2 separate regions of the Homo sapiens genome follow, and region 1 is linked to region 2. The links are chromatin contacts, found by Hi-C in ENCODE. All regions are on one chromosome and are shown on one strand. Each heading gives the region's core, a stretch centred on a gene start or an enhancer-like site at or near the end of the contact. The rest is flanking DNA. Distances are from core to core; before and after follow the strand shown. Region 1 holds the start of SCN1B (sodium voltage-gated channel beta subunit 1). Region 2 overlaps PLEKHF1 (pleckstrin homology and FYVE domain containing 1).

Region 1 (3,907 bases), core at 1,175-3,674, 5.4 Mb after region 2:
TCACTGAACATAGCTTATAGGGCCGTGAGGTGCCTCCTGTCCAGTGCTGAGGCCTGTCCTCACTGTGCCTTCACCTACCATCCCCCACCAGTGGAAGGGCCCGGAACAGCAAGAGGGTTATTCTCTGCAGGGGAATTTCACAGCTCAGAAGGTGCTGGCGTAAAAGTCTAGACCACAGAGGTGTCGGATGTCCCTGGCTCCCTGCCCCTCTGCCATGGTCCTGCCCCACACCCTGGCTCCTCTTGCCTGGCAGGGCTGGGCCAGGGGGATTCTGAGACCTTACCCCACCCGGAATTGGAGGCTAGGATCTGGGTAGTGACCCTTCAGCCGAGAGTCTCACTCCCACCCTGGTCCTGACAGCCCAGAACTCCCATCTCCATTCTCTCAATTTGGCAGAACCTACTGGTAGGACAGGCCACTCACCACTGCTGGGGCAGGATTCCACATCCATCCTAGGCCAGCTACATGACTCTGGGCAGGGGCACGGCCCTCTCCCAGCCTCAGTTTCTTCATCTGTAAAATGGGGATAATAGAACTTGCTGAAGGTTTGGGGCAGTAGAAGTGGGTTCTGCAAATCCCAAGGACTTAGTGAACATTGGCATTCATTTATTTGTTTGACAAATATTGATTGAGTACCTACAATGTGCCAGGAACAGTTCAAGGTGCAAGAGACACAAGACAATATCCTCACCTGGGAGATTTTTTTTTTTTTTTTTTTTTTTTTTTTTTACATGGAGTCTCACTCTGTCACCAGGCTGGAGTGCAGTGGTGTGATCTCGGCTCATTGCCACCTCTGCCTCCCGGGTTCAAGCGATTCTCCTGCCTCAGCCTCCTGAGTAGCTGGGACTACAGGCATGTGCCCCCACGCCCAGCTAATTTTTGTATTTTTAGTAGAGATGGGGTTTCACCATGTTGGCCAGGATGGTCTCGATCTCTTGACCTCGTGATCCGCCCACCTCGGCCTCCCAGAATGCTGGAATTACAAGCGTGAGCCACTGCGCCCGGCCTTTTTTTTTGAGACGGAGTTTCGCTCTTGTTGCCCAGGCTGGAGTGCAGTGATGCGATCTTGGCTCACTGCAACCTCTGCCTCCCGGGTTCAAGCGATTCTTCCTCAGCCTCCCAAGTAACTGGGATTACAGGTGCCCACCACCACTCCCAGCTAATTTTTTTTGTATTGTTAGTAGAGACGGGGTTTCACCATGCTCGTCAGGCTGGTCTCGAACTCCTGTCCTCAGGTGATCTGCCCCCCTTGGCCTCCCAAAGTGCTGGGATAGCGGGGGGCGGCTCACATCTGTAATCCCAGCATGGTCAACATGGTGAAACCCTGTCTCTACTAAAAAATAAAAAAATTAGCCAGGCATGATGGTGCACACCTGTACTCCCAGCTACTTGGGAGGTTGCGGCAGGATAATCGCTTGAACCCGGGAGGCGGAGGTTGCAGTGAGACGAGATCAGCCACTGCACTCCAGCCTGGGCAACAGAGCCAGACCCTATCTCAAAAAAAAAAAAAAAAAAAAAAAAAAAAAAAGAACATAATGTCAGGTAGTGAGGCTGCTGTGGAAAACACTCAACAAGAGGTAAAGAGTAAAGGAGGTCAGGTTAGGAGCGGGGAAGGCAGTTTACCCTGAAGGGACACAGAAGACCTGACGAAGGTGACATTGGAGCCATGGAGGCCCACGGAGAGGGGCGGGGCAGGGGGGGAGAGCCGGGGCAGAGGGGAGAGCTGGGGCCAAGGCCCTGAGGCAGGAACGGGTTCCCTGTGTTGGGAACAGCAGGAGGGCCTGAACAGCCAGAGTGGAGTGGGAGGAAAGAGGGGTAGAAGGTGACATCAGGGACATAAATGGGTGCAGGGGATCACGAAGGGGTCCTCCTCCTGAAACAGCACCTCCAGATTCCCGGGGCTGCTTCTCTCCAGGGTGCCCCGCCTGCTTGGGTGAGGTCCGGATTGTAGCTGTAGTCCTAGCCTGACGGCCCCCCACCCTCCTCTAATGCCTACTTGGGGTCCCTGCACATTGACCCCCAGGCCTGGATATCAGGGCTCAGGGGAGATAACTTGGAGGTTCGCCCTCTGGAACTCCTGAGGATGACCTCCATCATTTGAAGTCGGAAACCCGGCCCCCAAACTGCGCTCTAAGTCCTCCTGTGACTCTGGGGGTGACCTTTCCAGACTCCCTGGGAAGGTGGGGGGGGGGGGGTGGTCCTCAGAGCCCCAGCGGGGTCGGAGACACACAGACCACCCTCCCCGTTCCCAGAAGTCGCGGTCCCTGCGCCACCCGGAGAGGCCGGTGCAGCGGGCGCCTCCCGGGCCGCTGCGGCAAAGGCTGGGCGGCCGCGCCTTCCCCCCGCGGTGATTCATCCCGCCCCCTCCCTCTCCTCCCTCGTCCCTCCCTAGGCCGCCGCCGCCGCCGCCGCCGCCGCCGCTGCAGTGCGCAGGAGACCGCGGTCCGCGCCCGAGCGCGCCCGAGCCGGAGCGGGACCGGGGTCGGTGCACCTAGCGGATGTGCCCGGCTGCGCGCGCCAGCGCAGCAGCCCGAGCAGCGGCCGCCGCCCGCGCGGCGGGGATGCCCGGACGCCGGGCCCCGGGGCTGGGCCCCCGGCGGTAACCGGAGCGGGGGGGCCGCGCCCCCCCTCCTCCCCCCTCGCCGGTCCCAGAGCCGCAGCTGCTGCGCCCGCGCGCTCCCGGGGACATTCTAACCGCCGCCAGGTCCCGCCGCCTCTCGCCCCGCTATTAATACCGGCGGCCCGGGAGGGGGGCGCAGCACGCGCCGCGCAGCCATGGGGAGGCTGCTGGCCTTAGTGGTCGGCGCGGCACTGGGTGAGTGCGCGGGGGGCGCGCGCGGCCGGGGGGCACCGCGGGGGCACTGGCGGGGCGGCGGGAGTGGCGCTCGGGACACGGGGCAGCCGCGCGAGGGCCACCCCCGGCCCATCCCCGGGCCCCGCCAAGTCAGCTTCAGAAGTTGTGCGCGCGGGAGCCGGGCTTGGGGAGGGCAGTGGAGGTGAGGGTGGGCTCCAGCGGGTGGGGGCCGGGCTGGCACAGCCTGGCGGCTGCAGGCGCCCAGCCGGGGGCGAGGAAACGCGGAGTCAGCTGCTCCCGGAGCCCCGCAGGCTGCAATGTGACACCCACAGCCGCGGGAGGGGGGTGGGGGGAAGGCGGCGCCCGGAGACTGGGACGGGAAAGACGGAGGGACAGGGAGAGATGAAGACGGGAGGAAGGGGGCGAGAGACAGAGAAGGACTCGGAGCGCACCGGAGTGGTCCGCTGGGATGCTGGGGACATGGGGGTCAAGGGGGAGACGGAGACAGAGAGAGGGGTATTGGAGAGAGAGAGAGAGAGAGAGAGTTAAGAGACTGAGCGCGATGGAGAAAGGGAAACTTGAGAAAGGCAGAAGGAGATGGAGAGAAGAGAGAGGGAGATGCGGGTGCCCGTGAACACCGGGAGAGAATCTTGCATGGAGTTTGAAAAGGGATAGACGTAGAAAGGTGGAAAGAGATTAGGAGAGGTCTCCTTCTGAGCCCAGAGAGTGGACAAAAAGTGGAGGGACCTTCAGAGAGACCCCTGAGAGGGACAAAGATAGGAGGGACTGAGACAGAGGCCCTCAGGGAGTCTGAAAGGGACCGCAGGGGAGGCGGATGGATGAGAAGTCCTGAGGATCAGGAAACAAGGACAGCACAGGGCTGCAGCAGAAGAGACACAGCGTTAGCTACAGAGTGCTGGGAGGCAGAAAGGAGGTGCCAGGTAAGAGTGTGAAGGAATTCTAAGACTGGAATTCAGTGGGCTGCAAAAGCCCTGGGGCAGGAGAGAGCTCAGGAAAGCTTTGAGTAGTGGATGGGGTTGGGGTGGGAAGAGCTCTAGAGGCGAGGAGCCTGGGGAAGAGGGGATGATGGAGGCAGGAGAGGCCGGGGAGGGG
Region 2 (4,426 bases), core at 72-2,571:
GTACATACCACCATCCCTGGCTAATTTTTGTATTTTTAGTAGAGACAGGGTTTCACCATATTGGCCAGGCTGGTCTCGAACTCCTGACCTCAAGTGATCTGCCCGCCTTGGCCTCCCAAAATGCTGGGATTACAGGCATGAGCCACCACACCTGGCCTCTAAAACTTTTTAATCGTTTAAAACTGAAACTCCATACCCAGACAACCTCCGCATTCCCCTTCTGGCAGCCCCTGGCAACCACCATTCTATTTTCTGTCTCTATGAATTTGATCAGTATGTATATCTCATATAAGTTATTACAGTATTTGTCCTTTTGTGATGGGCCTGCTTTACTTAGCATGATGTCCTCAGGGCTCATTCGTGTTGTAGTGTGCGTCAGAATTACCTTCCTTTTCGAGGCTGAATAGTATTCCATGGTATGTATGTTCCACATTTTGTTCATCCATTCTCCCATTGACAGACGTTTGAGTTGCTTCCACCTCTTGGCTATTGTGAATGATGCTGATATGAACATGGGAAAGCAGATATTTATTTTAGTCCCTGCTTTCAGTCTGGATATATATCCAGAAGTGGCATTGCTGGATCATATGGTAGTTCTGTTTTTAACCTTTTTTTTTTTTTGAGACGGAGTCTCACTCTGTCGCCCAGGCTGGAGCACAGTGGCGCGATCTCGGCTCACTGCAAGCTCCGCCTGCTGGGTTCACGCCATTCTCCTGCCTCAGCCTCCCGAGTAGCTGGGACTACAGGCGCTCGCCACCACACCAGGCTAATTTTTTGTATTTTAAGAGACAGAGTTTCACCGTGTTGGCCAGGATGGTCTAGATCTCCTGACCTCATGATCCCCCCTCCTCGGCCTCCCAAAGTGCTGGGATTACAGGCGTGAGTATTTTTAACTTTTTAAGGAACTTCCATGCTGTTTTCCTTAGGGGCTGCACCAGTTCCTATTCTCATCAGCAGTGCACAGTTTCCAGTTTCTCCACACCCTCACCAACACTTGTTATTTATTTTTTGTTTTGTTTTTTTCCCCTCCTTTTTTTTTTTTTGAGATGGAATCTCACTCTGTCACACAGGCTGGAGTGCAATGGCGCCATCTTGGCTCACTGCAACCTCTGCTTCCTGGGTTCAAGCGATTCTCCTGCCTCCGCCTCCCGAGTAGCTGGAATTACAGGTGTGAGGCACTGTGTCCGGCCTTCCTCCTACCTATTTTTATTCATAGATATAGTTCTTGAACACTTTCAGAATGTTATGTAATTCCTGCATAAGTGGTGTCACTTTACATACAACATTCTACAGGCTGTGTTTTTCCACTCCACGTTTGTTGTTTGCCGTCAGACCACATTGATCTGTATCTCTCATTGCGTGAGTAGCCCCGGGTTTTTATCCTTTTCCCTGCTGGTAGGCATTTTGGTTGTCTCTGCTGGGCAGTCATTGCTCTTTGTGGAATGCAGTTCTGGTTTTGTCAGATTGTCCCTCAGCCAGGTACTCGGTGATCAGTCATGGTGGGACAGGTCAGTTCTGTCACTGGTAATCCCCTAGGTTTGCAGTATACAGCCAAGATCAGCAAGCTAAAAATAGCAGTTCTTACGTAAGGTAGTGTGGGCAGCCCTTCTCAGGACACTTGTGATCTGCAGGGGCAAGTGGAACGGGACTCGAGGGCCCAGCATCTTCTGTTCTGCAATGCATCCACCCTCACACTGGGGCCCCACTCTGGCTTTCTACTGGTGGCCAGGCTCAGAACTGCAGCTCAGTGACCCAGAAACACTATGGGTGTGATCAGCTCAGCCCCAGGCGTGCCGTGTGTACCGGAATGCATGTGTGCACGTGGTGGTGGTGGGGCCAGCTCTCACCTCTTCCTCTGTAGAGGTAAGAGCTGAGTCATGCATGGTGGGCCTTGGGACCTGCTTGGAACCGTGCCAAGCTACTTATGAAGCATCTAGTATGTGCTTGGCATGGCTCCAAGAATTGTGGACACAATGAACAAGAAGAAGCTCCTGTTCTCATGGAGCTAAGAACTGAGCAGGGAAGCAGAAAACACACAAGCAATGAATAGACAAGCAAACAGCAGGTCCTGTTAAATCCCACAAAGAAAAACGATTGAATCCCAGAGAAGTGGCCAGCAGACCTTTTCTACAAAGGGCCAGGTGGTGAATATTTTAGGCTTTGTCACCATGTAGTCCCTGTCACCAACACTCAACTCTCCCATTGCAGTGTGGAAGCCACCAGAGACAATAATAAATGAACGAATGTGGCTGTGTCCCAATAAATCTTTAACAAAAGCAGGCTGAGGGCCGGATTTGACTCTCAGACCTTGGATTACCAATGCTTGTCCTGGGTGTGGGAAGAGGCTGCCTGAGCTGGGGTTGTCAGGGAGAACCCTTTCAAAAAGGAACTGAGAACCCGTTGCAGGAAGGAGCTGACCCTGGGACAGCCTGTCTCAGGTAGGACACAATGGCACCTTGCCACCGATATGGTGGCGGAGTTATGTGCTGAGAAATGGGCAGGCTAGATTTGAGAGGTAAAGATGATGAGATTTACTCATGGCTTGAATATTGGAGGTACAGGAAGGGGGAGATTCAAGGATGTGTCCTAGGTCTGGGGTTTGAACTCCTGGATGAATGGTGGTGTCACTGAAGGAGAGGAAGAGGTGCAGGTCTGCGGAGGTTTGTTGTTGGATGTGTTGAGTTTGAGGAGCTTATTAGACAAGCAGGTGAACATCTATGCTGACAGCCCTCCTAGAGCTTGGAGAGGCCAAGACTGGAGGCTTGGAATGGGGAATCTATGGCATTTATGGGGTCTTCAAGGTCGTGAGTCTGGTGGGCTGGTGTGTGTGTGGACCAAGCAGGGGGCGCCCGGCATGAGCTCTGAGTTAGTGCTTAGTGCTTAGGGCACCAACAGAGGGGCCTGTGTGGCCTCACACTCCACTCGGGACGGCAGCATAGTGCGAGCTCCAGGGCCCCTGCCTCCTAGCATCGCCTCAGTTCCCCTCCTGTAAAGTGGGGATTCTGCCTTCTGGGGTTGGGTGGGAACTAAATGAGATAGTCACGCTTGGCTGACAGGAAGCACTCGGCGCCTGTGCTTGTGATGGTGGTGGTGACTGCTGCACTTCCTGGGTGGTTGCGTGGGTTGCAGGGCCTGTGACAGCTTGGTTTGGTGGATGGCAGAGTCAGGGTTGGGTTGGGGGTAGAGACACCCAGGTCTCCTGGCACAGACCGTTCTGATGTCCCGTTGAGGCCTGTTCCGCCCTGTTTTTCAAGGCTCCCCAGCGGGGCTGAACCTCTGCCCTCTGCTGCCCACAGTAGTAGCCGGCTCAGTAGCACTTTTTTTTTTTAAGAGATAGAATCCACTCAGTCACCTAGCTAGAGTGTAGTGGCATGATCATAGCTCACTGTAGCCTCAAACTCCTGGGCTCGAGCCTCCTCTTGCCTCAGCCTTCCAAAACGCTGGAACCACAGGCATGAACCGCTGCACCTGGCCTAAGTAGCACACTTTATCACTGCCTTCCCATCCCTGTCTGGCCTCCACATCCCCTTTACTGGGAAATCCCCCTTCCCTCCCCGTAGTTCCCTGTACTCCCGTCTAAGGGTCAGCTTCCGAGGTGATGCTTCTCAGTGCTGGGCAGGCCTGCGGGTTACTGTGCGTAGTCAGTGGGCTGCCTGGCATGGTGGGTTAGTCAGTTGGGGGTGGGCAGCGTGGTTCTGACACCCCCATGCCTGAGCCTGGACATACTCCTTGTCTGTCTCCTCCTGCAGCCGCCAGCTGGAGACGATGGTGGACCACTTGGCCAACACGGAGATCAACAGCCAGCGCATCGCGGCAGTGGAGAGCTGCTTCGGGGCCTCGGGGCAGCCGCTGGCGCTGCCAGGCCGAGTGCTGCTGGGCGAGGGCGTGCTGACCAAAGAGTGCCGCAAGAAGGCCAAGCCGCGCATCTTCTTCCTCTTTAACGACATCCTGGTGTATGGCAGCATCGTGCTCAACAAGCGCAAGTACCGCAGCCAGCACATCATCCCCCTGGAGGAGGTCACACTGGAGCTGTTGCCGGAGACGCTGCAGGCCAAGAACCGCTGGATGATCAAGACGGCCAAGAAGTCCTTTGTGGTGTCGGCCGCCTCCGCTACGGAGCGCCAGGAATGGATTAGCCACATCGAGGAGTGCGTGCGGCGGCAACTGAGGGCCACGGGCCGCCCGCCCAGCACGGAGCACGCGGCACCCTGGATCCCCGACAAGGCCACGGACATCTGCATGCGCTGCACGCAGACGCGCTTCTCTGCCCTCACGAGGCGCCACCACTGCCGCAAGTGCGGCTTCGTGGTCTGCGCTGAGTGCTCGCGCCAGCGCTTCCTGCTCCCGCGCCTGTCCCCCAAGCCCGTGCGCGTCTGCAGCCTCTGCTACCGCGAACTGGCCGCCCAGCAGCGGCAGGAGGAGGCGG

Evidence for each region. Hi-C counts contacts between places; a loop is a spot of excess contacts on that map. Pooled maps may share reads with other maps.
Region 1: a map of psoas muscle shows a loop between it and region 2 (10-fold over the local background). The contact joins the promoter of SCN1B here to the enhancer-like site in region 2. A Hi-C loop is called at or near these places in 2 of 168 maps with a recorded cell type or tissue (gastrocnemius medialis and psoas muscle) and 1 of 50 pooled maps.

What each region holds. Positions count from the first base shown.
Region 1 is chr19:35,028,046-35,031,952 of GRCh38, forward strand. It overlaps SCN1B (sodium voltage-gated channel beta subunit 1), which reads left to right and starts at 2,425. Exons shown (of 6, transcript NM_001037.5): 1 at 2,425-2,815. The coding sequence starts at 2,776. RefSeq lists silencers at 2,395-2,554, 2,894-3,002.
Region 2 is chr19:29,670,075-29,674,500 of GRCh38, forward strand. It overlaps PLEKHF1 (pleckstrin homology and FYVE domain containing 1), which reads left to right. Exons shown (of 2, transcript NM_024310.5): 2 at 3,750-4,426. The coding sequence starts at 3,766. Among named protein-coding and RNA genes, the nearest start is that of PLEKHF1, 6.8 kb to the left of the region's middle. RefSeq lists an enhancer at 1,452-1,681. Within about 2 kb of position 1,322, at least 25 of the 41 ENCODE cell types and tissues checked have a DNase peak (open chromatin) inside an H3K27ac peak, as active enhancers do; they include gastrocnemius medialis and psoas muscle, where a contact is called at or near this core.